2 separate regions of the Homo sapiens genome follow, and region 2 is linked to region 1. Evidence: read pairs that join two places in POLR2A ChIA-PET (ENCODE). Cell type or tissue: Caco-2. All regions are shown on one strand. Links, peaks and the distances in the headings refer to the core of each region. The heading gives the core; the rest is flanking DNA.

What was found. ChIA-PET counts read pairs that join two places held together with the same protein. Peaks named below come from ENCODE experiments on the same cell type or tissue, not always from the same donor. Only the 100,000 strongest peaks of a DNase experiment are listed, where the experiment ranks them.
Region 2: POLR2A ChIA-PET joins it to region 1 with 11 read pairs; 2 of 35 experiments call an interaction of 5 or more read pairs at or near these places.

The regions. Positions count from the first base shown.
Region 1 is chr9:131,310,689-131,325,972 of GRCh38, forward strand. LOC105376299 (a long non-coding RNA gene) reads left to right here and starts at 14,182. Exons shown (of 4, transcript XR_001746959.3): 1 at 14,182-14,951. RefSeq lists silencers at 286-365, 11,210-11,746. In Caco-2, for the core only: no CTCF peak of the experiment used is centred there; a DNase peak (open chromatin) is centred at 6,633.
Region 2 is chr9:131,416,016-131,431,299 of GRCh38, forward strand. PRRC2B (proline rich coiled-coil 2B) reads left to right here. Exons shown (of 32, transcript NM_013318.4): 2 at 14,079-14,244. The coding sequence starts at 14,130. Among named protein-coding and RNA genes, the nearest start is that of PRRC2B, 30 kb to the left of the region's middle. RefSeq lists an enhancer at 1,321-1,370. In Caco-2, for the core only: no CTCF peak of the experiment used is centred there; no DNase peak of the experiment used is centred there.

The DNA of each region.
Region 1 (15,284 bases), core at 5,235-7,734:
CTTTTGGGGGAGGAACACATCTTCCCCTCCTAGCTGGGTGGTCTCTGGAGTCTTTAGGATAAGGAAGGGTTGCTGAAGGATGGAGGGCTCTGGGCAAATCCTCTAAAGCTTGGAGGGGACGGTGGAGCCCCAAGAGCACCTGGCGCACCGTGAAGGGGAGAGGCTCCCAGAAGGCAGTCGGCGTGCTGCCTGGGAGCCACATCCTGTGTGATGGCAGCGGCAGCCGGTGCTGGCTCAGGACAATGCCAGCACTTCCTGCCGGTGCTGACGTCCCGTCCCAGAGCGTTGGTGTCGTTGTCTGTCAAACGGGGATGACAGGGGCCCCGTGGGGTTGATGTGTGACTCGGGGTGCCCTCCACCTGCAAACCTGACACATCACAGGTCATGCTCAGTGTTGGTCACAGGGCTCCTGGCGTTGTTGCCCCTGGTGGCAAGGAAGGAACTGGGACACGATGTGCTGACATGGCCGTTAGCACAAAGCAGACCCGGGATCTGACTCTTCCAGGCTTTCCCTGGACTTCATCACTCTCAGACACCGACGTGTCTCTAGAACCATCACTCTGCATCCCCTTTCCATGAAGACCCAAGGGCCATGGGAGGAGCTGCCAACCTCAGATCCCAGATGACAGGGAAGAGGCTGTGACTCCTTCAGGACTTGCCATCCTGCCTTGTTGCTGGACAGAGCCTGGGTGGGGAGGTCGATGCCATTTTGCATTGGTTGACAGCTTCCAGTGCACATCATGGAACAAGAGAGATGGTGTGTACCTGCTCAGGCATGGGTAATGCACTTTGTTGAGTAAAGCCAATAACTGTTTTGTTTTGTTTTTGTTTTTTCAAGAGTTGAGGTCTCTTGGCCAGGCATAGTGGCTCACGCCTGTAATCCCAGCACTTTGGGGGTCCAAGGTGGGTGGATTACCTAAGGTCAGGAGTTCGAGACTAGCCTGGCCAACATGGAGAAACCCCATCTCTACTAAAAATACAAAAATTAGCCAGACATGGTGGTGCATGCCTGTAGTCCCAGCTACTTGGGAGGCTGAGGCAGGAGAATCACTTGAACCAGGAGGCGGAGGTTGCAGTGAGCTGAGATTGAGCCACTGCACTCCAGCCTGGGTGACAGAGCGAGACTCCGTCTCAGAAAAAAAAAAAAAAAAAAAGAAGAAGAAGAGTTGGAGTCTCGCTCTGTTACCCAGACTGCAGTGCAGGGGCACGATCACACCTCACTGCAGTCTCAAACTCCTGGGCTCAAACAATCCTCCCGCCTCAGCCTCCCAAGTAGCTAAAGGCATGCACCACCACACCGGCTAATATTTTTATTTTTTTACTTTTTTTTAAAATTGAGATAGAGTCTCACTCTGTCACCCAGGCTGGAGTGCAGTGGTGTGATCTCAGCTCACTGCAACCTCCGCCACCAAGGTTCAATCGATTCTTATGCCTCAGCCTCCCGAATAGATGGGACTACAAGCACCACCACGCCCAGCTAATTTTTTTTGTATTTTTAGTAGAGACAGGTTTTGCCATGTTGACCAGGCTGGTCTGGAACTCCTGACTTCAGGTGATCCACCCGCCTCAGCCTCTCAAAGTGTTGGGATTACAGGTGTGAGCCACCACGCCCAGCCTATTTTTATTTTTGTAGGGATGAGATCTCACTATTTTGTCCAAGCTGGTCTCCTAGCCTCAAGCAATCCTCCTGCCTTGGCCTCCCAAAGTGCTAGGACTGCAGACGTGAGCCACCGCGCCTGGTGATTGACATGCCCATTCCATTTTTTTATGGTGAATTATACATGATTTTTGAATGGCAGCCGCTTCTGCATATCTGAGACACACCCCACGTGGCCCTGGCGCATTTCCCTTCTAAATATGGCTGGGTTGGATTGAACAACGAATGTGTTCTGGATTCTGGCATCAATGTCCATGAGGGATGCTGGTGTCTGTTTCTTGATTTGGTTACCAGGGGCAGGCTGGCCTCTTCTACACTTCTGAAAGAATCTGTGTAAAATTGGTATCATCTCCTTCTCCAGCCCTCAGATCCCAGATCTCTGCTCTCCCTCTAGTTCCAGCCTCTTGCAAAGCACCCTCTTCTTAGAATTGACATTCTGTTCTCAGCCATGATTTGAGGGGAGGAGTGAAGAGCGGGGCTCACACCTCCCACGGGCCTGGCCATACGTCTTCCATATGTGTCATTGTGATGACCTTATCCCTATTTTACAGATGAGGAAACTGAGGCTCAGAGAGGGAAACCCATTTCCCTAAGGTTGCCCAGCTTGGATGTGGTGGAGCCAGGATCAGAAACCAGGCCTGAGTGGCCCCAGCGCAGAGAAGCCCTCCGGAAGACAGAAACGCAGGGCACCCGCCAACCTCGGAATGAGGCTGAACTGGCGAAGCGACAGGCACAGGGAGGCGGGATGGGGGTGACTTGTTTTTCTATTTTTTAAACAGAACCAAACCCCACCGCGCCAGGCGGCTGCCTGTGCTGCCTCCGGCAGTCTTTGGCCAGACTCTGTGGGCCTCACCCTGGGCTGCAAGTTGGGTGTGGCAGGAATGGGGCCTGCTCCGTCCTTACGTGACCCCGAGAGGTCTATACAAAGGTGACACCTCCTCCACCCCTGCTTGTTCCCACCCACACCCTCTCCTGTCATCAGACAGACCCAGCCCTATGGATTCCGGCCTTCTCTGCACCAGCTGGGATCCCTGGAGCCTGGCGCTAACCCTGATTTTGCCCCATGCCCTTCCACCACCTGGTTTCTTCCTTCCCACCCCACCCACCCGGCATCACCTCCTCGCCACCCCAGCTGTCATGGCCAACATAACCACTTCCCAGAATACAGAAGAACGGGAGCCTGGAGACAGCCTGCAGGGATCATGACTATGGAAAATGGAAAGGGTGGTTTTCAATGTGTCATTTCGCCCCCAAGCAAGAGCCGTGAAGGTCTAAGGAGCGTGGCAAACTGCGGAAATGCATGGCTTGTCCTCAGTTCTGATCTGGCCAAGGAGTCTGGGTCTGGAGGGTGGACACCCGCAGCACAGCGTGTTGAGCAGGGTCTGTCAGGGGGGGGTCTCTTTACTTTTTTTTTTTCTTTTTTGAGACAGAGTCTCACTCTGTCGCCCAGGCTGGAGTGCAGTGGTACAACCTCGACTCACTGGAATCTCTACTTCCCAGGTTCAAGCTATTCTCCTACCTCAGTTTCCCAAGTAGCTGAGACTACAGACGGTGCCACCATGCCCGGCTAATTTTTTTTTCCCTTGAGACAGAGTCTCGTTCTGTTGCCCAGGCTGGAGTGCAGTGGCGAGATCTCGGCTCACTGCAAGCTCTGCCTCCCGGGTTCTCTCCATTCTCCTGCCTCAGCCTCCCGTGTAGCTGGGACTACAGGTGCCCACCACCACACCTGGCTAATTTTTTTGTATTTTTAGTAGAGACGGGGTTTCACCATTTTTTTTTTTTTTTTTTGAGACGGAGTCTCGCTCTGTCGCCCAGGCTGGAGTGCAGTGGCGGGATCTCGGCTCACTGCAAGCTCCGCCTCCCGGGTTCACGCCATTCTCTTGCCTCAGCCTCCCAAGTAGCTGGGACTACAGGCGCCCGCCACTACGCCCGGCTAATTTTTTGTATTTTTAGTAGAGATGGGGTTTCACCGTTTTAGCCGGGATGGTCTCGATCTCCTGACCTCGTGAACCACCCGCCTCGGCCTCCCAAAGTGCTGGGATTACAGGCGTGAGCCACCGCGCCCGGCCGGGGTTTCACCATATTAGCCAGGATGGTCTCGATCTCCTGACCCCGTGATCCGCCCACCTCACACCTGGGATTAGGTGTGAGGGCTACCGCGCCCGGCCTAATTTTTTGTATTTTTAGTAGAAATGGGGTTTCTCCACGTTGGCCAGGCTGGTCTCAAACTCCTGACCTCATGTGATCCGCCCGCCTCCACCTCCCAAAGTGCTGAGATTACAGGCACAAACCACTGTGCCTAACCTCCGCTTTTTTGTTTTTTGGTTTTTTTGAGACAGAGTCTCGCTCTGTCACCCAGGCTAGAGTGCAATGGTACGATCTTGGCTCACTACGACCTCCGCCTCCCAGGTTTAAGGGATTCTCCTGCCATAGCCTCCCGAGTAGCTGGGACTACCTGCGTGTGCCACCACGTCCAGCTAATTTTTGTATCTTTAGTAGAGACCGGGTTTCACCATGTGGGCCAGGCTGGTCTTGAACTCCTGACCTCAAGTAATCTGCCTGTCTTGTCCTCCCAAAGTGCTGGGATTACAGGCATGAGCCCGCTCCAGGCTGGGGGTCTCTTTTCAAGCAGAAAGGCCAGCTCGTGGAGTAGTGGGGAGAAGCAAGGGAGAGCCTTGAGCACACAACCCAGAACACACAGCCCCCTTGAGGTGGCAGGCAGGGTCCCACCTCCAGCTGTGGGCCACAGGGCTTCACTCTCTGCATGTCCAGCCACATCTCTCTCTAAGCCTCAGCTCTGTGCTTTGGGAAGGTCACTGGCTGGAAGCCCAGGGTAGGCTGAGGGGGCCAGGCTGGAGCTGGGCTGGGCTGGGTCGTGTGAGGGAAAGAGCACATAAATGGGAGTCGGGCAGACCTGGGTTCAGATTCCGGCCCTGACAGGTTGCTGACCCTTCTGAGCTTCAGCTTCTCCGTCTGTGAAATGGGGCTGATACTTGGCTTGCACAGTTGTGAGGGCTGGAGACAGGGCAATGGGACCACCCAGCCCGGCGCAGAGGGTTGCTGGAGAATGAGCCTCTTAGGCCACTGCCCCCTGGAAAGGACCCTGAGCGTTCCCTGGGCATTTAGGGACACTCTGGGGCTTGGACAGGTGGGCAGCAGGAGGGACTTGGAGAACCTCCAGGCAGGCAGCTCACCCATGTCATGATGGCACCTGTCCCCTGGCCACGGTTTGCCTGGGTACCTGGGTGTTTGGTGGCAGGGACAGGGTGGAGGTGTGTGGAGGAATCTCCGTTCCTGCCCCTGTGAGCCTGGCTTTTCTGGGAAGCTCTCATAAGAGTGTCCAAGGTATAAGCACCTCTCAGGGGTGGCGAGGGTGTTGCGTTGCCTCCTTCTACAGACGCAAATGCCACCTAATCACACAGCTCCCTCTGCAAACCCGCTCCCATCTCCATAGCAACTACAGGGCTTCGGCGCTCTTGGGCTCCTGGTCACTGTGGTTCAACTCCTAAGAGAGGGAGGGACCCCGGGTTTGTCCCCATCCAGCTCCAGGAAAGAGACGTTGGCTCGAGGAATCCGTCTCAAGGTCAAAGAGGGCGAGGTGAGGGCAGGGCGGGGACAGGCAGGCTGCAAACAGATCCGCTCTCTGCTGCTCTGGTCAGGAGGATTCTGGGAAGAGAGGACGGAGGGACAGAGATGCAGCTCTGGGTGGGAGGGCCACAGAGCTCAGCGTCCACTCATCCTGTGTGCGGCTCCCACCCGCCCCATCCAAAAAGTCTCAGGGAGGCAGCGGCACAAGGGCTGGCTCTGGGCAGTTTCCTCATCTGTAAGATGCGTCGATGCTCTGCGCCAGCGTATGGAGAGGCAGCCGCTGCAGTCTGTGCCCCCCACAGTCTGTACATTGAAATCCCAACCAAAACACGAGGGTATGAAGAGGTGGGCGTTTGGGGTCATTAGGTCATGAGGGTGGGCCCACACGACGGGATTAGTGCCCTTACAAAAAAGGCTCCGGATGCCGGGCGTTGTGGCTCACGCCGGTAATCCCAACGCTTTGGGAGGCTGAGGTAGGCGGATCACTTGAGGTCAGGAATTCAAGACCAGCCTGGCCAACATGGCAAAACCCTGTCACTACTGAAAATACAAAAATCAGCCCTGGGCAGGGTGGGGCATGCCTGTAATCCCAACTACTCAGGAGGCTGAGGGAGGAGAGTTGCTTGAAGCCAGGAGATGGAGGTTGCAGTGAGCCGAGATAGCACCATTGCACTCCAGCCTGGGTGACAAAGCAAGTCTCCATCTAAAAAAAAAAGAGGCTCCAGAGAGACCCCTTCCCCTTCCCCCAGGTGAGGATGCAGTGAGGAGGCCCCATGTATGAACCTGAGAGCGGACCCTCACCAGACGCCAAATCTGTGGGCACCTTGATCCTGGACTTTCCAGCCTCCAGAACTGTGAGAAGTCAATTTCTTCTTCTTCTTCTTCTTTTTTTTTTTGAGACAGAGTCTCGCTCTGTTGCCCAGGCTGGAGTGCAAGGGCGCGATCTCGGCTCACCACAACCTACGCCTTCCAGGTTCAAGCGATTCTCCTGCCTCAGCTTCCCAAGTAGCTGGGATTACAGGCGCCTGCCACCACGCCCGGCTAATTTTTGTATTTTTATTAGAGACAGGGTTTCACCATGCTGGCCAGGCTGGTCTGGAACTCCCAGCCTCAGGCGATCCGCCAGCCTCAGTCTCCCAAAGTGCTGGGATTACAGGCATGAGCCACCACACCCAGCCTAATTTTAAAAAATTTTTTGTAGAGATAAGGTCTAGCTCTGTTGCTCACGCTGGTCTTCAACTCCTGGGCTTAAGCAATTCTCCCGCCTTGGCCTCCCAAAATGCTAAGATTGTAAGTGTGAGCCACCTCGCCTGGCCCAATCCAAATTCTTTTTTTTTTTTTTTTTTTTTTGAGATGGAATCTTGCCCTGTCGCCCAGGCTGGAATGCAGTGGCGCAATCTCAGCTCAATCTCTGTCGCCCAGGCTGGAATGCAGTGGTGCAATCTCTGCCTCCCAGGTTCAAGTGATTCTCCTGTAGCACCTGCCACCATGCCCAGCTAATTTTTTGTATTTTTAGTAGAGACGGGGTTTCACCATGTTAGCCAGACTGGTCTCGAACTCCTGACCTCAAGTGATCCTCCTGCCTTGGCCTCCCAAAGTGCTGAAATTACAGGCATGAGCCACTGCACCCGGCCCCCCAATCCAAATTCTTATGCATGTACACACACACATTCTGAATAGGGAACTTCTCCATACTGTTTGCTAATCTGCTCTTCCACATGCTAAGATGTCATGGACCTCTCTCCCTGTAGTTTCCATCCTCACCTATAGTATTCCCTTGCACTGAGCCCTGATCACCTTCCTAACCAGTATCTGATGGGTGGATGGCCCCCAAACCCACATGGCTGGAAATGCAGGGAGTAAAGCTCTGTGACCCACACCGTGAGGTGGGGCCCTACCTGCCTCCTCGAGGGGGCTGTGTGCCCAGGGCTCTCCCTTGCTTTTCCATTAGCCTTCTCAAAGCTTTTCACGGCGCCCAAATGCAGTGGCTCACACCTATAATCCTAGCACTTTAGGGGGCCAAGGTGGGAGGATCACTTGAGCCCAGGAGTTTGAGAACATAGTGAGACCTCATCTCTACTAAAAACCAAACCCCCAGCCAAACCTGGGGACAGATCCACAGTGCAGAGACTGCCCCGGGGCATGGCCTACATTATGCCACTGGCCTGGCTGCTCTGCTTCTGGGCCCTATAGGAAGAGCACTGTGCGAGGAGTCCACCCTAGAGGAGATGCATTGGCACAGACCCCATCATGGCTTCCTGAGGCCCTGCCCAAAGGAAGCAGCTTCCCAGGCCAAGGCAATTCTCACCAGGACAAAGCTCCCCGAGTCCCCAGCCCTTCCCTGCCTGGGGAAAATCCGGGAGGGTCAGGGAAGGGGATGGCAGGAGCTAGAAAAATCCACCAACTCCCACATCCGCCGCCATCTGGCTCCAGGAAGAAACAGAACATCTGGCACCAGCTTTGGCCCATGGCGTTTATGTAAGCCATATGTGACCCCACGTGGCCCAGGCGGCCCCTCACAGGCTGGTGCCCTGGCCTCGTCCCACCTGACTTTTCCTCACGTGTGAAATAAGCGTGATAATCACGGGGCAGTCAGGGGGCGAGATGATGCTCAGAAAGCCCTGCTGCTCCCCTGAGCCCGAGCGCACAATCACTCACACACGCAGTCTCAGCCGCTGGCCTCCGTCTCCTCATATGTAAAATTATGTACGTGAGATCTCCAAGCATCCCTCCAGCTACAACAGTCCTTCAATAGTCCCTCCGTACATATCCACAGGTATTTCCATATCTAAACTTCATGCATGCATACACGTAGATGCAAACATGAGAACACATGTGTCCATATTTGCACACAGTCACATTTATACATGCACCTAGATATAAAATGCACCTTTCGCCATGGGCCAAAAGCCAGGGCCAGTTGTCCCATTTCTTCCTGGAGACAGATGGCAGTAGGTCTGGGAGTTCCTGGGTTTTTCTAGCTCCTGCCATTCCCTTCCCTGACCCTCCTGGTACACACACATCCATGTGTTCTGGTACACACACATCCATGTGTATATGTACACGCTTAGCTTTACCTACATTCACGCACAAATACTTTTTTTTTGAGACAGGTTCTTGCTCTGTCACCCAGCCTGTAGTGCAGTGGTGCAGATCTTGGCTCACTGCAACCTCCGCCTCCCAGGTTCAAGTGATTCTCATGCCTCAGCCTCCCAAGTAGCTGGGATTACAGGCATGCGCCACCACACCCAGCTAATTTTTGTATTTTTAGTAGAGACGGGGTTTCACCATGTTGGCCAGGCTGGTCTCGAACTCCTGACCTCAGCTGATCTGCCTGCCTCAGCCTCCTAAAGTGCTGGGATTACAGGCGTGGGCCACTGCGGCCGGCCGTGCACAGATGCTTACACATATGTGTGTTCTTGCACTGCTGTACACACTCACATGCCTGCATGTTCTCTTGAATGCACAAATTTACATGTATTCTGCCAGATTTAGCAAATCAATATGCAGGATGCATTATTTGGGACATATGTATACTAAAATACTATTTATCTGAAATTCAGTTTCACGGAGTGTCCTATATTTTATCCAACAATCTAACATGGATGTATAACATGCTCACACACGAAAACTCATGAAGCCATCAGGGTCCCCGGGGCCCAGCCCAGGACATGCTGTTTTGCCAGAAGAATGTCCAAGCCCTTCTCTTTGTCTGATAATTAAATCCACAGATGCTCTCCTGGCCGCAGCGCAGCCCCGGGGCCCCATTTGCCGCATTTAATAACCTGGCCCTTGGTGGGGAGGGGCCAGCTTCCAACAGGAGAGCCTTGGTTTGCTGGGATGCGAACAAAGTTTCTGTCAGCCGGGCGCGGTGGCTCACACCTATAATCCCAGCACTTTGGGAGGCTGAAGCAGGCAGAGCACCTGAGGTCGGGAGTTTGAGACTAGCCTGACCAACATGGTGAAACCCAACCTCCACTAAAAAGACAAAAATTAGCCAGCGTGGTGGCTAATGCCTATAATCCCAGCTATTCAGGAGGCTGAGGCAAGAGAATCGCTTGAACCCGGGAGGCCGAGGTTGCAGTGAGCCAAGATCGCGCCACTGCACTCCAGCCTGGGCAACAAGAGCAAAACTCCATCTCAAAAAAAAAAAAAAAAAAGTTTTTCTCGCCAGCAGCACAGCTGTGAAGTCTGGCAGCAGCGGGAGCTCTGGGAACCCTGGGGCCCCACCCGTGAGCCGAGGCCTGGGGCCTGGCCTCCAGGAGGGGTGTCCAGCTCGGGTGAGGGATGCAATCTCAGCCCCCAGGGGCCGGCTTGGCCTCTTCTCCATCCGGAGCTGCTTCTGCTGGTGGGAGACAGGTCAGGACAGGACAAGGATGCTGTGAAAGCTGCTTCCTCCACTCAAATCCTTCAGCGGGAAGGGCAAGGAACAAGGTCCTCAGGGGACCTTAGCTGGGAGAGAGGGAGTCACAGAAGGCAGGACACAGCCCTGCCCCAGCCATGAGACCTGGGTGAGACCTGGGCCCTCCTGTCCTCTCCACTCCCGCGCCTCCCCTTAGGAAAGAAGAATTCTGATGCTGAGCCCTGGGCCGGCAGATGCGCGATGAGTCTCTTAAGGGCCTCACAGGGAACAGGGTGAATTTCGTTAAGCAATCATCTATTTCCCTGATTAGTATGTGTTTTGGTTACACAAGAATGCTTTTTTATGATTTAAAAAATTAGGGGCCGGGCGCGGTGGCTCACGCCTGTAATCCCAGCACTTTGGGAGGCCGAGGTGGGCGGATCACGAGGTCAGGAGATCAAGGCCATCCTGGCTAACACCGTGAAATCCCATCTCTACTAAAAAATACAAAAAAATTAGCCCGGCGTGGTGGCGGGCGCCTCCCAGCTACTCGGGAGGCTGAGGCAGGAGAATGGCGTGAACCCGGGAGGCAGAGCTTACAGTGAGCCGAGATCGTGCCACTGCACTCTAGCCTGGGCAACAGAGCCGAGACTCGGTCTCAAAAAAAAAAAAAAAAAATTAGAACATACAAGGAAAACAAAAGCAAAAATATTTTAGTTATTCCTTTCGGATGTTTTTCGACACGTTTGTAAAAATGTAGACATATTTTGGAGGAAAAAAAAGCAATTATATTCTATAGTTTGTGACCTACTTCTTTTTCACTTACTAACATATTGTGAACAAGTTTCTGCATCAAAAAGTAAACACCAGCTGGGTGCAGTGGCTCATGCCTGTAATCCCAGCACTTTGGGAGGCCCAGGCAGGCAGATCACTTGAGGTCAGGAGTTCGACACCAGCCTGGCCAACATGGCAAAACCTCATCTCTACCAAAAAATACAAAAAATTAGCTGGGCGTGGTGGCACACACCTATAATCCCAGCTACTCGGGAGGCTGAGGTGGGAGAATCACTTGAACACAGGAGGCAAAGGTTGCAGTGAGCAAAGATCGAGCCACTGAACTCCAGCCTGGGTGACAGACTGAGACCCTGTCTCAAAAAAAAAAAAAAAACAAAAACTAAACACCAGCCGGGTGCGGTGGCTCACACCTGTAATTCCAGCACTTTGGGAGGTCGAGGCAGATAGCTTAAGCCTAAGAGTTCAAGACTAGCCTGGCCAACATGGCGAAACCCTGTCTCTACTAAAAATAGAAAAATTATCTGTGTGTTGTGGTGTAAGCCTATAATCCTAGCTATTCAGGAGGCTGAGGTGGGAGGATAGCTTGAACCTGGGAGGTGGAGGTTGCAGTGAGCCAAGATCATGCCACCCACTGCATTCCAGCCTAGGTGACAAAGTGAGACCCTGTCTCAAAAAACAAAACACCTATATCTCGACTTGTCACAGCCTCACAGTGGTCCCTGGTATGGAAGTCATTGCTTTTTTTTTTTACATTGCTCCTGGTTTTGTTTTGTTTAAATTGAGGTAAAATTCACATAAAAATATTAGGTTGGTGCAGCCGGGCACAGTGGCTCACGCCTGTAATCCCAGCACTTTGGGAGGCCAAGGCCGGTGGATCACCTGAGGCCAGGAGTTCGAGACCAGCTTGGCCAACATGGTGAAACCCCGTCTCTACTACAAATACAAAAAAATTAGCTGGGTGTAGTGGCAGGTGCCTGTAATCCCAGCTACTTGGAAGGCTGAGTCAGGAGAATCTCTTGAGCACGGGAGGCAGAGGTTGCAGTGAGCCAAGATGGCACCACTGCACTCCAGCCTGGGCAACAAGAGCGAAACTCCATCTCAAGAAAAAAAAAATAGGTTAGGTTGGTGCAAAAGTAATTGCAGGTTTTGCCATTACTTTCAGTGGCTAAAACTGCAAATACTTTTGCACTAACATGATACAATAAACTATTTTTTTAATTTTATTTATTTATTTGAGACAGTCTCACTCTATTGCCCAGGCCAGAGTGCAATGGCACAATCTCGGCTCACTGCAACCTCTGCCTCCCAAGTTCAAGCGATTCTCCTTCCTCAGCCTCCCGAGTAGCTGGGATTACAGGTGTGCAACACCATGACCGGCTAATTTTGTATTTTCAGTAGAGACGAGGCTTCACCATGTTGGTCAGGCTGGTCAACTCCTGACCTCAGGTGACCTGCCTGCCTTGGCCTCCCAAAGTGCAGGGATTACAGGCGTGAGCCACTGCGCCCAGCCCAATGAACTATTTGAGAGTGTATGATTCAGTGGTATTAGTACATTTACAGTGCTGTGCAACTACCACCTCTACTTCGTTCCAAAATATTTTCATCGCCTCAAAAGGAAACCCCATCCCGCCTCCCCCAGGCCCTAATCTGCTTTCTGTCTCTATGGATTTGCCTCTTCTAGATACTTCATGTAAATGGAATCAGACAATATGTGACCTTTTGTGTCTGGCTTCTTTCCCTTCGTGTAATGTTTTCAAGATTCATCCATGGGAGTGCACGGATCAATCAGTGCTTCATTCCTTTTTATAGCTCAATAATATTCCACTGTATTGATAATGCTATTACCCAGTCATCGGTTGATGGGCATTAAGTGTGGTTTGCACCTTTTGGCTATTGTGAACACAGTTGTTGTGGTCATTGAGGTACAAGCATTGTTGAGTGCCTGTTTTGGGTTCTCTTGGTGTATACCTGGGAGCGGAATCGCTGGTTCCTGTGGTAACTCTATGTGTCACATTTTGAGGGACCTTGAACTGTTTTCCATAGCAGCTGCACCATTTTCCATTCCCATCAACAAAGTACAACAGCTCCAGTTTCTCCACATCGTTGCCAACACTCCTTATTAACTTTTTTTCTTTTTTTTTTGACATAGAGTTTTGCTCTTGACACCCAGGCTGAAGTGCAGTGGCATGATCTCGGCTCACTGCAACATCCACCTCCCAGGTTCAAGCGATTCTCCTGCCTCAGCCTCCCGAGTAGCTGGGATTACAGGCACCTGCCACCACGCCTGGCTAATTTTTGTATTTTTAGTAGAGACGGGGTTTCACTATGTTGTCCAGGCTGGTCTCGAACTCCTGACCTCCAGTGATCCGCCTGCCTCAGCCTCACAAAGTGCTGGGATTACAGGCGTGAGCTACCGCACCCAGCCAGAGACAGGGCCTTTAAGGAGTTTATGACGTTAAAACGAGGCTGTCAGGGTGGGCCCTGATCCAATCTGACTGGTGTCCTTCTAAGTAGAGGAAACTTGGTCACACAAAGAGACACCAGGGATGCACAAGCACAGGGGAAATGGCTTGTGAGGACACGGCGAGAAGGCAGCCATCTGCAAGCCACGGAGAGAGGCCTCAGGTGAAACCAAACCTGCTGAACTTTGATCTTGGACTTCCAACCTCCAGAGCTGTGAGAAAATAAAATTTCTGTTGTGTGAGCCACACAGTCTATGGGATTGTATTATGACAGCCCTGGGAAACGAAACACTCCTCTCAGCTTGTTCACCATCTGATGTGTTCCCTGCGCATGCCCAGCCCCACAGTCCGCCCTTCCTTTGTCAGGGATCTGAGGTGTGCAGAGCCCCACACCTGTGCCGGTCAGCAGCTGCCATGTAGATAGTGGGACCCTGATGCTGCACAGAAGGTCCCTGGAAGCAGGTGGCCCCTCTCAGGATGCGTAGAATACAGCAAAGGCTTTAATTATTTTTTTTAAATACAGAAGCTCAGGTCCCACCTGAAGAGGTTTGGGTGTAATTGGTGTGGGGCGTGGGCTCCTCACGGGGATTGTTTTCCAAGCTTCCCAGGTGATTTCAGTACAGCCAAAGTTAAGAATCGATCCTGGAGCCGGGCACGGTGCCTCATGCCTGTAATCCCCGCACTTTGGGAGGCTGAGGAGGGTGGATCACGAGGTCAGGAGATCGAGATCATCCTGGCTAACACGGTGAAACCCCGTCTCTACTAAAAGTACAAAAAAATTAGCCGGGCGTGGTGGCGGGTGCCTGTAGTCCCAGCTACTCGGGAGGCTGAGGCAGGAGAATGGCATGAACCCGGGAGGCGAAGCTTGCAGTGAGCCGTGATCCTACCACTGTACTCCAGCCTGGGCAACAGAGCGAGACTCCGTCTCAAAAAAAAAAAAAAAAAGAATCAATCCTGGGCCAGGTAAGCCAGCTCACACCTATGATCCCAGCACTTTAGGGGGCCAAAGCCGGAGGGTCCCTTGAGTCCAGGAGTTCAAGACCAGCCTGGGAAATATAATTAGACTCATAGCAAGATCATGCAGCTGCAGTCAGCCATGATGGTGCCACTGCACCCCAGCATGAGCAACATGGCAAGACCCCATTTCTACTAAAAATCAAAACATAGCCCAGCATGGCGGCATGCACCTACAGTCCCAGCTACTCAGGAGGCTGAGGTAGGAGGATTGCTTGAACCCAGGAAGTTGAGGCTGCAGTGAGCCATGAATGCACCACTGCACTCCAGCCTGGGTGACAGAGCAAGACTCTGTCTCAAAAAAACAAAAAACAAGAATCAACCTAACCTCCAGGCCCCTCAGGTGGAAAGGCCAAGGGAATCCATCCAGGTATAGCCCAAGGCTCTGAGTCCGGGAAAGGATGGGGTAGTTTGTAGGGCAAAGGTCCTTCTGCCTCTGACCTGGTTCCTGGATAGCTTTGCCAAGAGGGGCCAGGTCAGGTCTCTCACGGGAGGGATCAGCAGCCCCTCACTCTTCAATGATCACATTCAAAATCTACGTGGGGGGTTGTGTTGAGATCTCAAAGGGGAGAAGGAGGAAGCCTCCATGCACTCCAGGGGGAACGGAGACCCTCAACCTTGTTCCATCTCCCCTTCCTTCCTGCCCCAAACCCAAGCAGCTGCAACATTCCACTCCACGCCCAGCAGGCACGGGGTCCGGCTAGGATTCTGTTTCTTGGGAGAGACGGGCCACGGGACTGCGTCCTGGTTTTCAGGGGCCTGGGGCGCCTGACTCTACCACCCGCGCTGTGGAGGCCGAGGCAAGGCTCGCCTGCAGATATGGGCTTGTGTTTGTTCTGTTCCTGGAAGACATGCGCTGCCACCGAGTCACTGGGCTTTTGACTCAGCTGTGTTTCCTCCTGCAGATGAACCCAAACCCAGGCTTTGGAGTCAGCAGAGCCAGCTGGGGCATCAGCCTCCCACTGGCGTCTGTGTGACTTTGGGCAATTCTCTTGACCTCTCTGAGCTTCGGTTTTCGGTCTCTCTGAAATGGGAGGAACCAACTAGACCAGCGTCTCAATCCCTGGACTCAAGCCTTGGACATCTCAAGTGGGTGAGTCCTTTCCCTTTTTGGCTGCAGAGTTGGAGCTGGGCTTCGGTTACTTGTAACCAGCACAGCTGAGTGCAGGTGGGTTGCTCTCTGCAAATGGCTGTGGAAATGAAGTGTATGAGCTTTAACCAGGGTGGGACTCAGAGGGCTCATGGGGTAACGGGCTGTTCCCCACTCCACACCCAGGAAAGGGGAAAGCCCAGTGGCCCCTTGCATTCTGGCTTCAAGTCCCTGCACAAAGCACAGTAAGAATAGCTCCCACTGATGGGAGCCCACTAGGCCATTGTTGACACTTCCCCGAACTCTCCAAGTGGGCTGTTATCATCTCGGCTCGCT
Region 2 (15,284 bases), core at 7,696-10,195, 110 kb after region 1:
TGATTTTGGGGGTAGGATGTGACTAGCATTATCCCATCGCTCATTTTCTGAGATTTGTTTGGCTTGCTCTTCCACCTCTTCTTCGTTTTCTTTTCTTTCTTTTTTTTTTTTAAGACAGTGTCTTGCTCTGTTGCCCAGGCTGGAGTGCAGTGGCGCCATCTCGGCTCACTGCAACTTCTGCCTCCCAGGTTCAAGTGATTCTTCTGCCTCAGCCTCCTGAGTAGCTGGGATTACAGGCGCATGCCACCACGCCTGACTAATTTTTGTATCTTTAGTAGGGATGGGGTTTCACTATATTGGCCAGGCTGGTCTCGAACCCCTGACCTCATGATCTGCCGCCTCGGCCTCCCAAAGTGTTGGGATTAACAGGTGTGAGCCACTGCGCCTGGCCTCTTCTACCTCTTCTAATTGGATTATTTTACTTTAGAATAGTTTAGCTGTACAGAAAAGTTGGAGTTCCCATATAGCCTACTCCCAGTTTGCCCCCATTAAACACATCTTATGTTAGTACAGTATATTTGTCACAACTAATGAACCAGTATTGATACATTATTATTGACTAAAGTTTATGCTTTATTCAGATGTTCTTAGCTTGTACCCAGTGTCTTTTTTTTTTCCGTTCTAGGATGCCACATTAAATTTAATCATGTCCCCATAGTTTCCACTAGGTTGTGACAATTAAGTTTTTGATGACCATGACAGTTTTGAGGCATACCGATCAGATATTTGGTAGAATGTTCCTCGATTTGGGATTTGTCGGATGCTTTCTTCATGATTATCCTGAGGTTATGGGGTTTGGGCTATAACATGCTTAATTGTAACTAGGGTGATTCTTGTTTTCTAGTTATTTTTTAAGGGGGAAAAAAAGTTTATTTCATGGGTGTGGTATCTTCTCTTGATTTTATGAGGATATTAATTTTATAATACATATTTTTAATCTTTGATCTCTGGCACTGTCTGTTTCCTCTGTTATTTTGTCTATTTATTTGGTGTCTGTCTTTTAGTTGGTCATCTCTCAGATACCTGTGGTCTCGGGCACACAGCTGATTGGAAACTGCATGGACTCTTCAGAGTGGGTGCCTGGATGGGAGGCTGGCCTTTTCATTTCTTGAATCCCATGTTGGTGTATATAGGTTTTCTTTCTCTGGGGCTGGTTTTTCAAGAGAAGACTCCCTTGTCTTTGCCTGAGGAGTGGAGGGTGGTGTGGTGTTTGTCTGCTGCCCTCCTGTGAGGAGCAGCAGAAGTGGGGGGCCTGAAGCTTCTGAGGTTTGCCACTCAGGTTCTCTCTTCACTTTTTTGGGGGGTCTCCTTTCCCCACCCCTTCCCCCTCTGACCCTGGTGTTCTCAAGTCTAGACTTCTCTTGTTTAATGTATCCAGTGGGGGAGGGAAGGGGCCGTAGGTGTCTAGCTGTTGCACTTGCAGCCTTCAGCCAGTCCCCCCACATCTGAGTTCCCACCTTCCCCTTTCATGCAAGGTGCCTGCCACCTCCTACGACCTCCTGAGCCTTCTGATATCCTGGGTGAAGGGAGGTTTTCCCCTCTGCAGTCCTCATGTTGTGGCATCTTTCAGTCTGTGAAATCTGTTCATACTTTTGCCCCCTCCTTGCCAAAACTGTCCCTGTTGTTTGGGTTCTTCGCTGTTTTCATTTTCGGGGGTTGGAAGGATGAGCTGTACAAGCCCTCAGTCTTTCTGCCATGTTTAACCAGAAGCCCCCTGTATTCTAAATAGTGTGTCTGTGAGTTGGATGGAATTGAATTAAGGGCCATCTGTGGGATGTGTGTGCGTGGAGATGCGTGCACAGCCCTCTTTATGTACACGGGTGTGGGAGTATTTTTGTCCGAGCACCACTCGACTGCCTTTTCCCCATGATCGAGCATGACTCTCTTTTTGTGTCAGAACCTCAAGAACTGCCATTTGCTGTGGTCGCTACAGAGCATGGTGAGGCCCAGAGGTAAGGCTGGTTTTGATGTCTGGTCATTGGCACAACCTTCTTACACATATGGAGGGTGAACTTCTCTGTCCTTCCCTCCAGACGCCTTGAGAAAGGGAGTCCAAAGCCCCGGAGGCAGAGAGTTCAGCCAGCTGCAGGGGGTGATGGTGTCACCACCACTATCTGCTGAACTCCTCTGTGCCAAGGAGCATTGCATCAGGGTGCTGGTGGCACACCTGGGGATCATCATCTCTTCCTTCTAAAGCAGCTGTCTGTCTCCACTTTGTCACTGAGAAAACAGTAAGTGCAGGAGGTGACATTTGGCCCCTGGCCCCCTCTTCCTTCTGGAAACTTGTGTGTAGAGAGAGAGCTACTGCCTGCAAAGGGGGTTCATCCTCTATAGGGAGTGTTTGCCCCAGAGAGTGTTTACCTAGAGGTTAGGTGGGAGTTTAGATTCAGCGTTGGTTATTATTTGGGGGATGATAGAACCAATCTTGGTTTTTTTTACCCCCCTGTGTTTTTTTCTGTGAGTCTCTGTGAGGACATAGGGTTTAGGAAGGTGGGGAGGAATGCTTTCTCCTGGGCTGAAGGAAGTCACTTGCTGCCAGAGACAGGCCAGCCTGATTTGTCTTCTTCTTTTGTGCCCAGATTCCAGCTTGCTCCAGGTGACATCATTCCTACAGGGGAAAGGCTTTGGGTGTAAACAATGGCACTGCCGGGCAAGCCAGGGACAGCTGCAGCTGGCTGGGACGTGGCCTTCCTCCTCGGTGTGTGTGTGCTCAGCTCAGCCTTTCTGCCATCCTGAGTTTTCTTTAAAATTATCTTCATAGTTTTAAAAAACAAATAGCAAATCTGTTTGGAATTAATACACAGTGTTTTATGACCCTTACTGCTGAATTCTTTTGAAATGGGAAGTCAAAACACAGTAGAACACGGGCGAGGCAGATGATTAGTATTGCAGCGTGACAGCACCTGGAATTTAAGTGGCTCATGCTGGTGAAGAGAGATCCAGGGATCTAATCTGGGAGCTGGTTTAGGGATGATACTTTTCTGTAATTTTTTTTAAGATTTACAGTTTTTCTGTATCAAGCGTATATTTCTTTTGTTACTAAAAATGTGATGGAGAAATAAATGAGCAGTACTGGGATTATCCACTTCCATAAGGCCATCTATTGTAACATCAGAGGGTGACTGCAGTAAATAGCTACGTTTATTGCCCCAAAGTGGGAAGCCTTGAAACTGGGGCAGTTTAGTGTGGTTTAAATTAGTCACAGTAGAGTGTTTATCTCAAGAGGGTTTTCTGAGAATCTCCCTGCATCTCTGTCTTCCTGAGAATTAAAGGGGTCCACTAGCAGATCCTAAACACCTGGGAGTTTGTCCTCATGGTGTTTGAAGGTCTGCTCTCTGTACCAGCACCCTTAAACTGTGACACTTAAACTGTGACACACCAACGTGGGGACGGGTCCCCAGTGCACAGGAGGAGGTAGAAGCACAGGTGCCTGGTCTACCCAGCACCACCCAGAGCAGCCCTGCTGGGGAACGGAGGCTTCCCTGGCTGCATAGGAGTCTGGAGAGATGAGCACTGTCAAAAGCTGATAATTGGGTGGGCTGGAGAGAGAACAAGAGCAGAACCACGGTGAGGTGACAGCCGCCATTGGTCGAGTGCCTGCTGAGGACAAGTGCTGGGTCAAGTGCGGGGGTCTTTGTTCTCTTGTTTATTCCTTACAGCAGACCTGGGAGGTGGGAGATTAACATGGTATGTTCATCTTAATCCACGAGGAAATAGACCTCAAGTCACAGTGTGGAGTGGAGGCGAGATGCAAACCCAGTGTTTCAGATTTGAGACTGCCGGGGGTGGTGTGGGGAGAAGGCTGGGTGGCGGCGTGGGGCCAGCATGTTGGGCCGGGGGGGTCTGGACTTGACCCTGGCGCGGTGGGGGGTGATGTGGAAGGTGTGTGAGCAGGTGCTCCCCGTGGTCTGTGTTGCTGTGTGAGCCGTGGCTCTGGTGGAGGGGACCCAGCTGACCATGTGGTTCCGGCAAGGGGCTTGCAACTAAGTGCTGGAGAACCCCCCAGTTCTCCACTGGGGGTGGGGAGTGCTTCTTGTGTCCTCACCATACGCCTCAATGCTTCTTTGTTTTTCCTTTCCTCTTATTTTAAATTTGTTGCTTCCTATATATGCTGTCTCCTTGGGGTGCGTGGTCTTCTGGGGATGGCTCATGTCTCCCATAAGGAACACTGGGTTACCAGGAACCCCACTTTCCCCACTCTGTGGTTTCCTCAAACCTTATTTTCAGGCTGTTTATTCTTGGAGAGTTTGTGCAGTGTTCTGCAGGGACCTCACCCATTTGGGCTTCTGCAGGTAGAATGCCTGGATTGTGCTATAGCTGAGCCCAGCCTTCAGCTTTCCAGATGAGCCAGTGCCTCGCTCTTAGGGAACAGAAATGTGGGCGCTTTAGGGCTCTTTGAAAGCCACCTCTGCTTTTCTTTTTTCTTTTTCTTTTTCTTTTTCTTTCTTTCTTTCTTTCTTTCTTTCTTTCTTTCTTTCTTTTTTTTTTTTTTTTTGAGATGGAGGCTCCCTCTGTCGCCCAGGCTGGAGTGCAGTGCATGATCTCGGCTCACTGCAACCTCCACCTCTTGGGTTCAAGTGAGTCCTGTCTCAGCCTCCTGAGTAGCTGGGATTACAGGCATGCACTACCACGCCCAGCTAATTTTTGTATTTTCAGTAGAGTCAGGGTGTCGCCATGTTGGCCAGGCTGGTTCCGAACTCCTGACCTCAGGTGCACCTCAGCCTCCCAAAGTGCTAGGATTACAGGTGTGAACCGCCACACCTGGCCTACCCTTGCTTTTCTGACAGTGCCACGTAGGGAGCCTCTGCAAGCTGGAGGTGTGGTGGGGGTTGGGTTAGGCTGTCATCGAGTGAGGCAGCAGAAGTGTCCCCTCAAACCCACCTGGTTCCCCCACCCTGATATGCACACAAGTTCATCATCATCTTGCAATGTATTCATGTCCATACTTTACCCTCTGAACCAGAAGGCAGCAAACTGCAACCCCGATTGCAGCCCACCTCCTGTTTTTGTAAATATGGCTATTCTCTTTTATGTATTGTCTGGGGCTACTTCCATGCTACGACGACAGCCTCAGGCAGAGTTGAGCAATTGCAGCAGAGAGCTCTGTGTGGCCAGCAAAGCTGAGTACATTTACTGTCTGGCCCTTTACAGACAAACTTTGCAGATCTCTCCTGCTGCAGGAGTGCAGGGTGGAGTCTCCTGTCTCCATGTCCCCAGCACCAAGTGACACAGGGTCTGGCACACACATTGGTCAGTAAACGTTTGAGTATTTGAAGTAGGTGAGGTCGCCTTACTTACGTTAAAGGTTTTTTTGCCAGACATTGATTGGTGTGTTGGGGAAAGATAGACTTCTTTCATCTTGTCCCTGGATTTCGTGGTGATGGTTCTTGGCTGAGACTTAACAAGTAAACTGTCCAGTGGCCACGTCCTTTTCTGGCCCACATTGTTACTTCCTGAAGCGTTTATCCAGCCTGCTATCAATTTCCATGCCTGTGGAATCATGATTTTTGGTATGTTTTGTCTAGCAGTGGGATCTTTCCGTTCGTTCTATAAAGAGACATTCCACCTTTCTCTCTCACTGCCCCCAGCCTCACGGCCAGGGCACGTTGCAGCACTCATTGTGTCCCCCTGAGGTCGGGCCTTGGGCCTTTGTCACTATTGTGAGTGGAGGAAAGAGCCATGAAATCTCTAGGTGCCCACATGTGAAGAGTGAAGTGACTGGATTTGCCTTGGGTGAGAATCTGGCTGTTGGTGGCATGGCGTAAATAAAATGCTTGTTTTTGAAGCTGTCCAGGATCATCATCTGTACAGTTGGCCAGAAAGCAGCTGTTGAGCCTGGGCTGACTTATATCAGAACCCATTGTGCCGCCTTTCGTGTCTGCACCGGTACTCCCACTGGGAAAGCAGATTCCAGGTCGTGGGGCATTCAGTCTGCAGCCTGGTGGCGTCCAGTGCAGCCTGGGCTCCAAGCCTGGCCCTGCACTCGGCAGCCTTGTGACCTTGGGTGCGTTACTTTTCTTTTCTTTCTTTCTTTTTTTTATTTTTTTATTTTATTTTAAGATGGGTGTCTCACTCTGTTCCCAGGCTGGAGTGCAGTGGCATGATCTTGGCTCACTGCAACCTCTGCCTCCCGGGTTCAAGCGATTCTCCTGCCTCAGCCTCCCGAATAGCTGGGATTACAGGCGCGCGCCACCATGCCCAGCTAAATTTTGTATTTTTAGTAGAGACGGGGTTTCACCATGTTGGCCAGCATGGTCTCGATCTCTTGACCTTGTGATCCACCCACCTTGGCCTCCCAAAGCACTGGGATTACAGGCGTGAGTCACCCGCATCCTGCCGGGTGTGTTACTTTTCTATCCTGATTGACTGAACCTTAATGTCCTTCTCTGTCAAACAGGCAGTAGTATCTTCCAGAAAGTGCTGTTATGAAGGGGAGTAGAGCACATGAGGGCTTAGCAGGGTGCCTGGCCCTTGAAGTGCTGGTGGCCACTGATCTCCCCTGAATGCGGAGCCGTAGTGGTTCCTGGTGAATGACAGGTCATCCCAGTGCCCTGGTCAGGCATCTGACACTGGCTGGCACTCAAGTGTGGAGTGAAATTAATCCTGTTACCCGGAAATGGCTTTTGATAAATTAATTACAGGGCAGAGATGTTCCCTCTGGTGGACAGATAGCAGGAACCTGTTGGACAGGCGGGCACTGTCTGGAGAGGCGGGGCTTGGATGTGAAGTTGCCGTTGTTGGCGAATCTTTCTGGTTGTTTTTGTTCCAGCACAGCCTGGGAGCACTTCTTTAGATTATGTGCCAAAATATGCAACCTGGATTCTTTTTCAATGTTCTTTTCTCCATTGATTTGTTCCCAAATCTATCTTCATATGGGTTTTAGGCCCCTTTTTCATCTGCCTAATGGCAATATTTTCTTTTAGGCTGGCAAGTTTCAGAATGCTCTAGCTCCCCGTGGCAGTGTCTCTGAGTGGCTTCTGTGGGAAAGGAGGGCTTACAGCAAGGGGGCACATAGGCTGGACTTCTTTCCAGCAGGCATCATTGGGTTGTGTCTGCTTCATATGTCATACTGAGGTTCCAAGTCAGATTCTGTTGGAGAGAAAACGAATTCTGTTGCCTACAGAAGGGAGAGAAGGTGAGGTAAAGCCGTGGCCATAAGCCAGGTTTGACTTATGCTAACCTGCGAGGACTTGGTGCGTCTATGCCGGGTCTAGTCCCACAGACCTAGGGGTGAGTCAGAGCTGGATGGAAATGCCTCAGACCCGCTGGAGAGCTGTTCTCTTGCCTCAGCCGGCTTCCTGCTTCACACTTGGATGCTCACCGGTGCTTTCTCCCTGCCTCCGGATAGGCTAGTTTAGCTTGGGGTATGCATGTGTGTTGATGGATGGAAACTCGGCAGGTATTTGAAGCCTGGTAAAGCCCTGCTAACAGCGCCCTGGCCTGATGTTTGTGAAAAGCAGCTGGCAAGCAGTGGGGCCAGATGCTTGTGGGCGGGGCCAGCCTCGCACTCAGCCGGTCAGTGGAGATCCCTGCAACGGGAGGAAATCCGAATGATTCTGGTTTATTTTGGAGTTGTGTCCAGTGAAAGATCTCCTGACTGCCGTAAAGCAGGTGTGTATACACAAACTTTGTAAAGGACCAGGCAGTAACTGTTCTGGGCTTTGTGGGCCATAGATGGCCTCTTGCTTATTTCTCTTCAGGCTGCCGGCCCCTGCTCTGATGGAACGTTGAGGCTGGAAGATTCTCCACTTGTGCAGTCTTCACTGTGGAGAGTGTAATTGTCCTCGTAGGGGCTGCTTTCATTCACTGCAGCAGTGACTCGCCTGGTTCCTTGTTGGTATCCCAAGTTTATATAGGAAAATAGGATCCAATCCCAGGCTTGTAAGAGGTGGCTGATTCCACAGTAAGCCATTTCTTTCTGCTACGTTTTTTTTTTTTAGACAGATTTTTCCCTCTGTCGCCCAGGCTGTAGTGCAGTGGCCCAATCTCCGTTCACTGCAACCTCCACCTCCCAGGCTCAAGCAGTTGTCCTGCCTCAGCCTCCCCAGTGGCTGGGATTACAGGCGTGCATCACCACGCCCAGCTAATTTTTTTAAATATAGTTTTAGTAGAGACAGAGTTTTACCATGTTGCTCAGGCTGGTCTTGAACTCTTGGGTTCAAGTGATCCGCCTGCTTCAGCTCCCCAAAGTGCTGGGATTACAAGCGTGAGCCCCGGCGCCTGGGTAGTAAACCATTATTTCTGTGGCTGTCAGTTGTCAACATTGATGGGCTTGATTTTAGGGTCAGTGCTTGTCTAGGCCACTCCTTCAGTAGATGAGGAAACAGGTCTAGAGAGGCCAATAGCGTGCCCAACAAGTGCAAAACTTGGTTAAAAGGTTGGGGGCACTGGCTGGGTGTGGTGGCTCACGCTTGTAATCCCAGCACTTCAGGAGGCCAAGGTGGGCGGATAACTTGAGGTTAGGAGTTTGAGACAAGCCTGGCCAACATGGTGAAACCCTGTCTCTACTAAAATACGAAAATTAGCTGGGCGTGGTGGCGCGCACCTGTAATCCCAGCTACTCGGGAGGCTGAGGCTGGAGAATCACTTGAACCTGGGAGGCAGAGGTTATAGTGAGCCAAGATTGTGCCACTGCACTCCAGCCCGGGCGACAGTGTGAGCCTCTGTCTCAAAAAAAGAAAAGAAAAGAAAAGATGGAGGGCATTAAAGAAAACATTGTACAAGCAGGTTAAGTGCAGATGTTAGTCCAATGTGTTTCTTGTACTGGCTTCACCAAGGCTCTGTGATTGGAAGGGGTGGAAAACATTTCACCTGGAACACAGAAGGTGCCCAGTTAATATTTGTTGGGTGGTTGAATTTACTGGGAGGACATAGTTCAAGGAATAGTTGTAGACAGACTGACATCTCGTAAACACAATTCTAAATTTCTAGGAGAGTGTCTCATGTTTGGGCGAGGTTTTTTGTTTTTTGAGATGGATTCTCACTCTGCTGCCCAGGCTGGAGTGCAATGGCGCAATCTTGGCTCACTGCAGCCTCTGCCTCCTGGGTTCAAGTGATTCTGCTGCCTTCAAGTGATTCTCCTGCTTTAGCCTCCCGAGTAGCTGAGATTACAGGCGTGCACCACCATGCCTGGCTCCTTTTTGTATTTTTAGTATAGACGGGGTTTCACCATGTTGGCCAGGCTGGTCTTGAACTCCTGACCTCAGGTGATCCTCTCGCCTCGGCCTCCCAAAGTGCTGGGATTACAGGCGTGAGCTACCACGCCTGACCTGAGCAAGGTTTTTTTCCTTTTGTTGCCACTAGGGTATGGGGAAGTATGAATCAAACCTTCTCAGAGAAGTGTGGTGTGTGCCAGGTAGTTACACTGAGAGCTGTGTGTGTCCATTCTACCCTTTTCCCTCAGGCCTGGTCAGCACAGAGTCAGAGAAAGTAGAGGCCAGGGCAAACAGCTTTTAAGAGGACTTTTGTTGTTGTTGTTGTTGTTGTTTTTTGAGATGGAGTTTCGCTCTGTCACCCAGGCTGGCGTGCAGTGGCGCGATCTCAGCTCACTGCAAGCTCCCCTTCTGGGTTCATGCCATTCTCCTGCCTCAGTCCCCCAAGTAGCTGAGACTGCAGGCGCCTGCCACCACGCCAGGCTCATTTTTTTTGTATTATTAGTAGAGATGGGGTTTCACCGTGTTAGCCAGGATGATCTCGATCTCCTGACCTCGTGATCACCCGCCTCAGCCTCCCAAAGTGCTGGGATTACAGGCGTGAGCCACCATGCCTGGCCCCCGAGGACTTTTTAAGTAATATTTATATAAACAAATGTATTTCTGGTCAGTTTTCAGAATTAAATGACATTTTAGCTGGGCATGGTGGTTCACGCCTGTAATCCCAGCTACTTGGGAAGCTGAGGCAGGTGAATCGCTTGAACCTAGGAGGCAGAGGTTGCAGTGAGCCGAGATCATGCCACTGCACTCCACCCTAGGTGACAGAGTGAGACTCCGTCTCAACAAAAAGAAAAAAAATCACATTTGATTTAAGAAATCATTCGATGTTGCCAGGCACGGTGGCTCATGTCTTTAATCCCAGCACTTTGGGAAGCTGAGGTGGGTGGATCACTTGAGGCCAGGAGTTTGAGACCAGCCTGGGCAACATGATGAAATCTTGTCTCTACTGAAAATACAAAAATTAGCCAGGTTTGGTGGCACACACCTGTAAGCCCAGCTACTCAGGAGGCTGACACAGGAGAATTGCTTGAATCTGGGAGGTGGAGGTTGCAGTGAGCTAAGACGGTGCCACTGCACTCCAGCCTGAGCTACAGAAAGAAACTCTGTCTCAAAAAAAAAAAAAAAAAAAAAAAGAAAAAGAAAAAAAGAAGAAGAAGAAAGGAAAATCATTCAATGTGAAATCTTGCCATGCCTTTCTTTTTCTTGAGACAGGATCTCGCTCTGCCCTCAAGAGGCTTGCAATCTAGCCCACGGAACGATGCTCTTATTAATTATGACTTTTGGGGAGTGGGACAGCAACTCCCTGGACCTAGCCTCAGGGAGGGAGATTTAAAATGGCCCATGGACCCCAGGGCAAGGAAGCAGCCAGGTCATGGGCACCGCAGTCAGGATTGGGCACGTGGGACTGACTCCCATTCTGAGCATTGGTGCCCTTTGCTCCAGTGCAGGAGGTGAGCTCTGGGGAGGGCTGCTGGGGTCAAGCAGCTGCTGGCAGGTAACTTGGGGGCAGTGAGTGCTTGGAAGCACTTTTGCTGGTATGTTTCTTCATTGTGCCAGACTCTCTTACGCCCTCTAGTACATTCAGCATCCTTGGGCTTGGCCACTGAATGTGGGCAGCAGTCCCATCATTGTGACATCAAAAATGCTCCTGCACATTTGCAAACACCCTGGTATTCCTTGGCCCATGGCAGCAGCTGAATAAACTGGGATTTGGGTGAGGGAAGGGAGTTAAGTAACCAACCAGCATGGCTGAAGCCATGTGGGGCGGAGAGGAGAATTTCCTTGAAGAAGGGCACAGTGTCGGCCCCTGGTTGTGTCCCCTGCTCACACAGATCGGACGTAGGACCGCTTATCCCTCGGCATCCATCTTCCTGCGTTCTTCATGAGCATTTCTTGATACGAATTGCATGCGGATCTGTCCCTCAGTGATTGGCAGATCTTAGGTATCAGTCAATACCTGTTAAATGAATGAAAGGATGGTTTGCGCACTTGCGTGTTTGACACGGCACCAGCTCAGTCAGCGTCTTTTGTCTCACTTTTTTTGGCCCCTGTTTGTAATCGATTTTCACTCCCTATGTTTCATTTGGATCATAATATAGTTGTGTGTGTGTGTGTGTTTTTTTGATGGAGTCTTGCTCTGTTGCCCAGGCTGGAGTGCAGTGGTGCGATCTCAGCTCACTGCAAGCTCTGCTTCCCGGGTTCACGCCATTCTCCTGCCTCAGCCTCACGAGTAGCTGGGACTACAGGCGCCCACCACCACGCCTGGCTAATTTTTTGTATTTTTAGTAGAGAAGGGGTTTCACCGTGTTAGCCGGGATGGTCTCGATCTCCTGACCTAGTGATCTGCCTACCTCAGCCTCCCAAAGTGCTGGGATTACAGGAGTGAGCCACCGCACCTGGCCCATAATATAGAGTTTTATCTTTAAAATCATCCTTTGGGGTACAGATTGCCCCCCACCACATCGCATGTGTTCCTCCTGGCCTGCATGGTGTCAGAACAAGATGGTGAAATGGCAAACCTTGCTTCCGCAGCTACCACCAAGTGCCTTTTACCAGTCAGTGGTAAAATGGGGAATTATAGTTGTTGCCATTATGTCATTGAGGACATGTTAAACATATGCCTTAATTATTGCTTTAGCTTTGTTTTCCAGTGAGAAGTGATGATCACTTATACAAGTGTTTTATTTTTTTGTTGTTTTTGTTCTTGTTGTTGAGATGGAGTCTTGCTCTGTCACTCAGGCTGGAGTGCAATGGCACAATCTCGGCTCACTGCAACCTCTGCCTCCTGGGTTCAAGTGATTCTTCTGCCTCAGCCTCCTGAGTAGCTGGGATTACAGGTGTGCACCACCATGCCCAGCTAATTTTTGTATTTTTAGTAGAAACGGGGTTTCACCATGTTGGTCAGGCTGGTCTTGAGCTCCTGACCTCGTGATCCACCCACCTCGGCCTCCCAAAGTGTTGGGATTATAGGCGTGAGCCACCGTGCCCGGCCTACAAGTTTTGTTTTTTAAGAGATAGGATCTTGCTCTGTTGCTCGGGCTGGAGTACAGTGGCCTGATCATAGCTCACTGCAGCCTCAAGCTCCTGGGCTCAAGTGATCCTCCTGCCTCAGCCTCCTAAGTACCTGGGGCTACAGGTGCATGCCACCATGCCCTGCTAATTATTTTTATTTTTATTTATTCATTTTGAGATGTAGTCTCCCTCTGTCACCCAGGCTGCAGTGCAGTAGGGCAATCTCAGCTCACTGCAACTTCTGCCTCCCGGCTTCAAGCAATTCTCATGTCTCAGCCTCCTGAGTAGCTGGGATTATAAGCATGCACCACCATCTCTGGCTAATTTGTGTAATTTTAGTAAAGATGGGGTTTCACCATGTTGGCCAGGCTGGTCTCAAACTCCAAACCTCAGGTGATCTGCCCACCTCAGCCTCCCAAAGTGTTGGGATTATAGGTGTGAACCACCATGCCCGGCCTATTTTAATTTTTTTAGACACAGTGTCTTGCTGTGTTGACCAGGCTGGTCTCAAACTCCTGGCTTCAAGCAGTCCTCCCACCTCAGCCTTCCTGAGTAGCTGGGATTATAGGCATGAGCCACTGAGCCCATCAAGTGTTTGGTTTTTGGTAAGGAAGCTTAGAACCTATTGCCAAGGTTGGGTATGGAATAAAAAGCAGTGAAGCTCTTAGTCCTCAGTGCCTGGCACACAGGCCCTTGGTCGGCACTTAGTATTTGTTTTTGTTGTGTTTTTTTTTAAGATGCAGTCTCGCTCTGTCGCCTAGACGGGAGTGCAGTGGTGCAATCTTGACTCACTGCAGCCCAGGTTCAAGCAATTCTCCTGCCTCATCCTCCTCAGTAGCTGGAATTACATATACCTGCCACCATGCCTGGCTAATTTTTGTGTTTTCAGTAGAGACAGGGTTTCGCCATGCTGGCCAGGCAGGTCTCGAACTCCTGACCTTAAGTGATCTGCCCACCTTAGCCTCCCAAAGTGCTGGGATTACAGGCGTGAACCACCACGCCCAGCCAGGCGCTTAGTATTTTGAGTGAGTGAGTGAGTGAGTGAGTGAGTGAGTGAACTGATGAGGAGAGCACTAGTAGACTCATGGACACCTGTAGCACATTAGAAAGTGGCAGAGGAGGGAAGCTTCTTTCTTGGAGGGCTTTTCAAGGTTGTCTCTTCAAAGGGGCAAGTGCGGATGGCATAGCCCCCATGTGGTCTCTCCCTTGCTAGCCCTGGGGAGTTCTTGCTTTCTGTTTTCCATGTGTGTAGCTTAGAGAGCCCTTTTGTTGCCTAAGCAGATGTTTTCTCTCTGGGTACTAGTTGTTTATTTTGAAAAGTGTATATACTTGATTATTTCTGAAGGATAATACTCTGGCTGCCCTCCTTTGATTTGGTTTTGCTTGCCCTTGAGATGAACAGCCGTGGTGTAAGTGGGTTGTGTACCTCCCCTATTCTGCTAGCCTTATTTTCAGTGTTATACATGGATGTGTTAAAGTACTGAGCATTTATTTTTCCATCTTGAGCTGTCCTTGACTTGGAGAGGGCTCTGTTGAAGTTTACATGTCAGTGTGGTTGGTGTGCAGTAGACTCCAGCCAACTCAGAGTGAGAGGAATTAACAGCAGGTGGGGGTTGGGGGGGTACTCCACAGATCGCCTCGGGGTGTCTACATAAATGCCCTGTAAATGTGAATGAACAGCCTGTGGGTGGTGAGAGCAGTTTTCTAAGGACAGTCCAAAGCCATCTTCAGATCTTCAAGGAGATCCATGATTCGTGAAGGATTCACTCCTCTGGATCAGAGGTTCTGCTGTAGTGACACTCTTTTTTTTTTTTCTCTCTCTTTTTTTTTTTTTCTTCTCTATTTCAAAGGCAGATCGGGAGCGGTGCCGAGAAAAATTTCCTTACTAGATGACATTTCATCGCAATGTCCGATCGTTTGGGGCAAATTACCAAGGGCAAGGATGGGAAAAGCAAGTACTCGACTCTCAGCCTGTTTGATAAGTATAAAGGAAAATCAGTAGACGCGATTAGATCCTCAGGTAAGGCCCAGGGTTGAAGGCCAGTTCCTCAAACTTTCTCCGAGTGACATATCCCAGAAACCCAGAGTCCCTCACCTGGTTAGACAGATGTGGTCCGTGCACACCAGGCTTCTGGGTGTGCATGTAGAATCACTCTCTACTTCCTACTTGAGGTATGATTTCAGAGCCTTGAGCATCCTGACTCTTTCTGTAGTGGAATTTTCTCCATCTATTACCTTATTGAAGCTGGGGAGATATATCTATAGATATCTATAGATAGATAGATAGATATCTATCTATAGATATCTATAGGTGTGTGTGTATGTGTGTGTGTGTGTGTGTGTGTGTGTGTGTGTGTATATATATGTTTTGGAGACAGAGTCTCACTCTGTCACCCAGGCTGGAGTTCAGTGGCATGATCTCAGCTCATTGCAACCTCCACCTTCTGGGCTCAAGCGAGTCTCTTGCCTCAGCCTCCCGAGTAGCAAGGATTACAGATGTGTGCCACCACGCCCAGCTAATTTTTGTATTTTTAGTAGAGATGGGGTTTCCCCATGTTAGTGAGGCTGGTCTCAAACTCGTGACCTCAGGTGATCCACCCGCCTCGGCCTCCCAAAGTGCTGGGATTACAGGTGTGAGCCACTGTGCCTGGCCAAAGCTGTGGATTTTTATCCTGATGGGTAGAATGGGACTTAATAGGCATTAGTGTTATCCTTTTTTTTTTTTTTTGAGACACAGTTTCGCTCTTATTGCCCATGCTGGAGTGCAATGGCGTGATCTCAGCTCAGTGCAACCTTCACCTCCTAGGTTCAAGTGATTCTCCTGCCTCAGCCTCCTGAGTAGCTGGGATTACAGGCATGTGCCACCACGCCCGGCTAATTTTGCTTTTTGTTTTTTGTTTTTCTTTTTTGAGACGGAGTCTCACTCTGTCATGCAGGGTGGAGTGCAGTGGTGTGATCTTGGCTCACTGTAAGCTCTGCCTCCCGGGTTCACGCCATTCTCCTGCCTCAGCCTCCCAAGTAGCTGGGACGACAGGCGCCCACCATCATGCCTGGCTAATT